Linked DNA regions of Homo sapiens: region 2 is linked to region 1. A link is a contact called in ENCODE Hi-C or POLR2A ChIA-PET data. All regions are on one chromosome and are shown on one strand. Each heading gives the region's core, a stretch centred on a gene start or an enhancer-like site at or near the end of the contact. The rest is flanking DNA. Distances are from core to core; before and after follow the strand shown. Region 1 holds the start of SLC12A5-AS1 (SLC12A5 and MMP9 antisense RNA 1). Region 2 overlaps PREX1 (phosphatidylinositol-3,4,5-trisphosphate dependent Rac exchange factor 1).

Region 1 (2,824 bases), core at 77-2,576:
TGGCCAAGACGTGGGGATCAGTTGGATTTGCTGGAAAGAAAAAAGGAAGGGTTGAGAATGGCTCCAGAATTTCTTACTTTCAAATCTGGGAGGCTGGTAAGGTCATTCATGAAAATGAGAAAAGAGATTATGAGAAAGATGAAGAGTGGAAGGAGCCCAAGAAATCCAAGTGGCCACAACCAGGAGGCGTTCGGTTCCCGGGACTGGGGCCATTCGGAATTCCAGGCCTCAATTTGGTCATCTGTACAATGAGGAGGTCCGCCAGATAACCCCCTAAGGGTTACTCTAGGGGTTTCGGCGCTTGGGTTTGCTTCGGGGCGAGCTCACCTGCGGCTCGGCAGCGACCCCTGGCGGTCTGGGGAGGCTTCTCCTCCTCCTTCTCCTCCTCCTCCTCTTCCTCCTCCTCTTCCTCCTCCTCCTCTTCCTCCTCCTCCTCCTCCTCCTCCTCCTCCTCCCCTCGCTGGGGCCACTACAAGCCGATTCGCCTTGTTCCTTCCAGACCCGAGGGCCTCAGAGCCAGGGAGAGGACCCCTGATGAGTGCCCCCTGAGGGGAGACTGTGCACGCGCCCAGGATGCTACTTCTCCACCGAAGGCCAGAAGGATCTTTCCCCTCCCCTATACTCTGTGCCCTGCGTGTAACTTCCATTACAAGACCCTGCACAGGGCCCGCGAGGAAGACGCCCCCAACCCCGCCTGAGCTGGCTCCTCCCAACCCTTACGGAGCTCGAGCAGACAAGGAGCTAAGTGGGTCCCCAAGAGTCGGGATCAGCGACCCTACGGCATCCTCCCTGAATCTCGCTGCCCAGGATCCATACTAACTTCCCTGCCTCCCGTCTCCTTCCCGGGATCCCCAGTCGCTGTCCGCTAAGCCTCCAGGGAGCTAGAGGATTGGAGGATCCGCCAGGCACCGAGGACCCGCTGACCTGGCACCTGCCTCGGCAACCCTGACTCAGTTTTCCTCCCGCCCTCGACCCCACCCCCCTCCCAGGCCCCACTCCCATCCTCCTGGCCCAACTCATTCCCTACTAGTCCCGCCCTTTCCTGACCCCAAACCAACCTAGTCCCGCCGCCTCCCCTTTAGGGGCTCCTGACCATCCCCCTTCAACACACAGCCCCCTTTTTCCCTAGTTCCACCTCCTCACTCTGGTCCCGCTCCCTACTCGAGATGTCCCCGCCCCTTTAGTGCCCTACGGCCTACTCTCCACCTTGACCCCGGCCTTTCCATCACCAGACCCGCCCCCTTCGCCTCCGTCCAAACCCCTTCCCTGGCCCCACCCCTTTCCCTCGTGGCCACGCCCACCTCGCGTTTGGCCCCTCCCCCTCCACACTTTGCGTTCCGCGGCCCCGGCCCCTTGGTTTCCTAGTCCTGGCTCCATTCCCCTCTCAGGCCTAGGGCTGGGACCCCTCCCCGCCCCCGGTCTTGGCCCTGCCCCCTTCAACAGACGGTCCGCCCCGGCCCCTCCCCCTCGTCCCGCCCGGCCCTGGCAGGCCCCGCCCCCTGCGGCCTCTACCTTTGACGTCTTCCCCCGGGAGGTGGCGGGGGTCTGCGACCGAATGCCGGCGGGACTCTGGGTCAGGGCTTCTGGCGGGCCCTGCGGGGGGCAGCGAGGTGACCGTGAACCTGCGGCTCATGGCGCGGAAAGGAGCCAGGCGGCCGCGGCAAGGTCCGGGATCGCACAAGTGGCTGCAACCAGGCTCTAGGAGGGAGAAAGAGCGGATCCCCCAACCCCCTCCGCCCGCCCGCCCCCCGCGAGACGCGGCGCCGCGCAGGGTCCTAGTGCCCGCTGTGCGAAGGGTTCCTGAATCTGGCCACTTCGCTGGGAGGCCCTGGGCTCCCCAGTGCCACCCGAAGGGCCTGAGGAGGCCATCTGCAGGTGAGAGTCGTCCCTACAACGGGGGCACCTCTGTTAGGGTCTCCTAAACACCTGGGGCTCATTCATTCATTCATTCATTCATTCGGCACATGTCGATAGCGCTCCTGTGTTTCGGTCAATGGTGCGAGGGATACGTCGGTGGATGAGATCCACTGGCTTCTTGCCCTCAAGTGGCTTAAATTCTAATAAGGAGAAAAAGATTATAAGTGAGCAAATGCATAGATGAGATCATTTGAGATTGGATGTATGTTTAAAACTAGGGCCATGGGATAATGGGTAAGAGGGAGGACTACTTTAGGGGTGGCCTGAGAAGGCCTCCTAGAAGATGTGGTATTTGAGCTGAGACCTCACTGATGAGAAGGGCCAGCTATGCAAAGATCTAGGGGGAAGAGTTCTCTAGAAGAAGAAACAGCAAATGCAGAGCCTTGGAGTGAGAAGGAGTCCCGACTGTCCAAGAAACAGCAAGGCCATTGTGTCTGGAAGAGAGTGAGTGGAGAAGAGAGTGACTGGAGATGAGGGAGGAGAGAAGGGCAGATCATGTGGTCTTCTGAAGGCTTTGGGGAGGATCCTGGATTTTTTGAGCAGGGGAATGATGTGATCCAATTTATAATTTAACAGGATCATTCTGGCTGCTGGGCGAAGGTTCAACTAAAGAATGGCAAGAGTAGAAGCTGGAAATCTAATTAGGAGGCTCCTGCAGACCCCAAGCTGGGGGGTGATGACAGCCAGACTAGAGTGGTGGCAGTTGTCTGATTCCAGTTAGGTTTTGAAAGTGAAACCATCAGGACCCACTGATGGATCGGATGTGACACGTGACCATAAGAGTGAAGTCAAGGAGAAATCCTGGCAATTCACACACTGCTGGTGGGAGTGTAGTTAGGCAAAAACTACTTTGGGAAACTATTTGGAAACATCTACTGAAGGTGAACGTACACATATCCTTCAACCC
Region 2 (2,919 bases), core at 417-2,916, 2.7 Mb before region 1:
AGCAAAAGGGGAGGGGAAGGGTACCAGGGCATTCTTCATCTTGGTTTTCTGCTGGAGAAGGTGGGTGATGCTGGAGCCTCTGAACTGGGCCAGACCCTGGGGCCATCAGCTCTGCCCACGAACACAGGACTTTGCTGTGCGCAGCCGTGGGGGTGGGACGCAGCTCTCCCATGCCTCCTCTGGTCTGCTCCTGCTGTTGATCTCTCCCAGCAATCTCGAAAGGAACTTCAGCACTTGTTGTTGCCATGGCTTCGATCCCTAGATAGGTCTTAGAAATGCTGTAGCTCAGGTCTTCACCTGGTTGTGGAAGAAGCTTCAGGTGAAACTTATAAACTGGTAGCCTGTGGACCAAATCGGGCCTGCAGATGTGCTTTGTGTGATCTGTGTGATGTGTCTTTCGAACTTGGATTAGCTACCAGCATTAAGAGACAGTGTACTGTAGTGGTTAGAGACAGGGTGGGCAAAACTGTGGCCTCTGGGCCAAATATAGCCCATGGCCTGTTTTTATACAGCCTATGAGCTAAGAATGATGTTTACTCTTTTTTTTAAAAGCTTTGTTAAACGAACAAGCAAAACCCCAGAAGAATATGTAGCAGAGAGTGGATGTAGCCAGCAGAGCCTAAAATATTTACCATCTGGCCCTTTACAGCAAAAATGTGCTGACCCCTGGATGAGAGTCAGCCGTTGCAGCCATAAGCAGTCTGGATTTGAATTTCTCTGTCATTTACGAGTGTGTAACCTTGGGCAAGTCACTATCCGTCCCTGTGCCTCAGTTTCTCATTGAAACATAGGGTTCATGTTAATGGTACTTACGGGGTTGTTATGACAAGTAAGCATGGACTTAGTTCTAACGGCAACTCAGCAAGGTAGGCACTGTGATTAGCCCCCTCTTGGAGATGGGGCAGCTGAGGCACAGAGAAAGGAAGTGGCCTTTCCAAGGCCACGTAGTAGATAAGCAGTAGAATCATGATTAGAACCCGGGCATTCTGATTCCAGAGGACCACCCCTAACCATATGGCTCTACTGCCTGCTGAGAAGGATTTTGGGGAGTTAAACTGCCAAAGTGCTGGAGTGTCAGCGATGCTGCCCTTCTCAGTTCCCTAAATGGCGTCTAAGGTCGGTGGCTCTGTGTTTTGAGGCCAGTGTCCTTCTTCTCTGCGTTTCAAAACCTTGAACATCTGACCCATAAGAAGAACCAGCAGCCATGGCCCAGAGCTGAACTGAGGTTTGGTTTCTGGATCTTGCGAAAGTCTGGGTTCCAGCAGGCACTTGGAGCTGCAGCTTCCGTGACATATTTTAACACATGGTGTCGCTGGACCTGTGTGTACGGTGGACTCTAGGCTCGATGTGAGGCCCAGGCATTTCTGAGGCCTGTTCCCATCTCCCCAGGGGCCAGAGTTTGGTCTGGTGGGATTCCTGGGCTCTGGATTCCCAGGAGAACAGAGAGAGCAGGGGCAGAACCGCCCGGCGACCCGTGGAGGAAATGGCCCGCAGGAAAAGCGATGGGGTGGCTGCGGTTTGCTCTCCTGGCCAGACGGCTGTTTACTCTGCCCACTTGCGCTCCGTCGGGGCACGCCTTGTTTCCTTGGTCTCTAGCTGTGTTTATCAAGTAGGAGATTGTGGGGTGGGGGGTGCTGTTTGGGAGAGAACAAGCAGGGCCTTAGACTCCCGTTGGGGCCATGCCTTGCTCCCCGCCTGACAGAACTCCTCAGTGTGTCCGGCCTTTGGCCCCAGAGCGGGAACATTTGCATCAGCAAACACCCGGGGCTCAGGGGAATTCTGTCCCCCCCACCTCCGGAGTTCCTTCTTTCTGTCACATTTTCCAGTGGATTTTCAAAGATGATCCCATGAACTTGAAGCAGCTGAGCTCAACCCCCCAGCCCACCCCCTCTGGCTTCTCCAGATTCAGATGCCCTTGCAGGGGTCCCCGTGGCCCTCTGAGCCCTCTTGTTTGAGCTGAACTCCCACTTGGGGTGGGCACACAATGTTGAGGAGCCTGGGTAGGAAGAGGGAAGAGGCGAGAATGAAAGCCTTTTTGGGAACAGCCCCCAAAAGCTGAACTTGAACGTTGCCTAAGAATAGCTGGAACATTCTATCTCGACTCCTCAGCCGAGGCCCAGGATAGGCAGTTGGCATTTCAGGCTTTGTTGACTTTTCCATTCACGTTGCCAGGGGAATGATTCAGGTTTGGGGTAATGCCCCTGGTGCACAGCTGGCTGGTGCCGGTGGGGGGCCTGACTGTCACTGATCTTCTTAGTTATTTCCTGGTGATGCACACATCTGTGTCGCTGCTCACTGTCCACAGCTGAGAACAAGACAGACCCGGGCCCTGCCCCTTGGAGCTTCCAGACTTGGGCTGGGCCCTGCAGGAGCTTGGAGTGTGTGGCAGGGGACATCCTGGGGCTGACTGCAGGGGACATACCCTGTCTCAGGGGGCAGTTGCCACCTTTGCCCCCAGCTCTCTGGCCGCTTGATCTTGGTCTCCTTTGCTGCTTCCTCATCTCCGGGGCCTCTGAGGAGAGATGGGCCCTGGGCTTAGTCCTCTGGCCGTTTGTTTACCCATCTAGACTTGCTCCTGTGGTGGCCTTATCTACTCTGTGGCCTTTTTTAAAAAAGCATACTCAAGGGTTGTGCAACCATTACCACAATAATTTTAGAACATTTCTGTCACCCCCAAAAGAAACCCCAGACCTATAAACACTTACTGTCCATCCTCCCCTCCTCCAGCCCCTGCCGACCACTTGTCTACTTTCTGCCTCTGTCAGTTCACCTATTCTGGATATTTCCTCCAAGTGGAATCACACAGTGCTGGTCTTTCGTGCCTGGCTGGCTTCACTTAGGCTCATGTCCTCAAGGTTCAGCCACATTGGAGCGTGTCGGTGCCTCCTTCCTTTTTGTGGCTGAATCATCTTCCGTTGT

What was found. A loop is a pair of places that touch in the nucleus more often than their neighbours do. ChIA-PET counts read pairs that join two places held with the same protein, here RNA polymerase II (POLR2A).
Region 2: a loop to region 1 is called in a map of breast epithelium, with 31 times the contacts of the local background. The contact joins the enhancer-like site here to the promoter of SLC12A5-AS1 in region 1. A Hi-C loop is called at or near these places in 1 of 168 maps with a recorded cell type or tissue (breast epithelium). POLR2A ChIA-PET finds 5 or more read pairs at or near these places in 1 of 52 experiments (GM12878).

Annotation. Positions count from the first base shown.
Region 1 is chr20:46,020,575-46,023,398 of GRCh38, reverse strand. SLC12A5-AS1 (SLC12A5 and MMP9 antisense RNA 1) reads left to right here and starts at 1,326. Exons shown (of 3, transcript NR_147699.1): 1 at 1,326-1,875. It also overlaps a transcript of SLC12A5 not described here. RefSeq lists silencers at 1,276-1,635, 1,656-1,815.
Region 2 is chr20:48,722,255-48,725,173 of GRCh38, reverse strand. The region is part of intron 5 of PREX1 (phosphatidylinositol-3,4,5-trisphosphate dependent Rac exchange factor 1); the gene reads left to right. Among named protein-coding and RNA genes, the nearest start is that of PREX1, 100 kb to the left of the region's middle. RefSeq lists a cis regulatory region at 1,644 and enhancers at 1,559-1,729, 2,412-2,491, 1,609-2,509, 2,532-2,601, 2,692-2,741. Within about 2 kb of position 1,666, at least 26 of the 41 ENCODE cell types and tissues checked have a DNase peak (open chromatin) inside an H3K27ac peak, as active enhancers do; they include GM12878 and breast epithelium, where a contact is called at or near this core.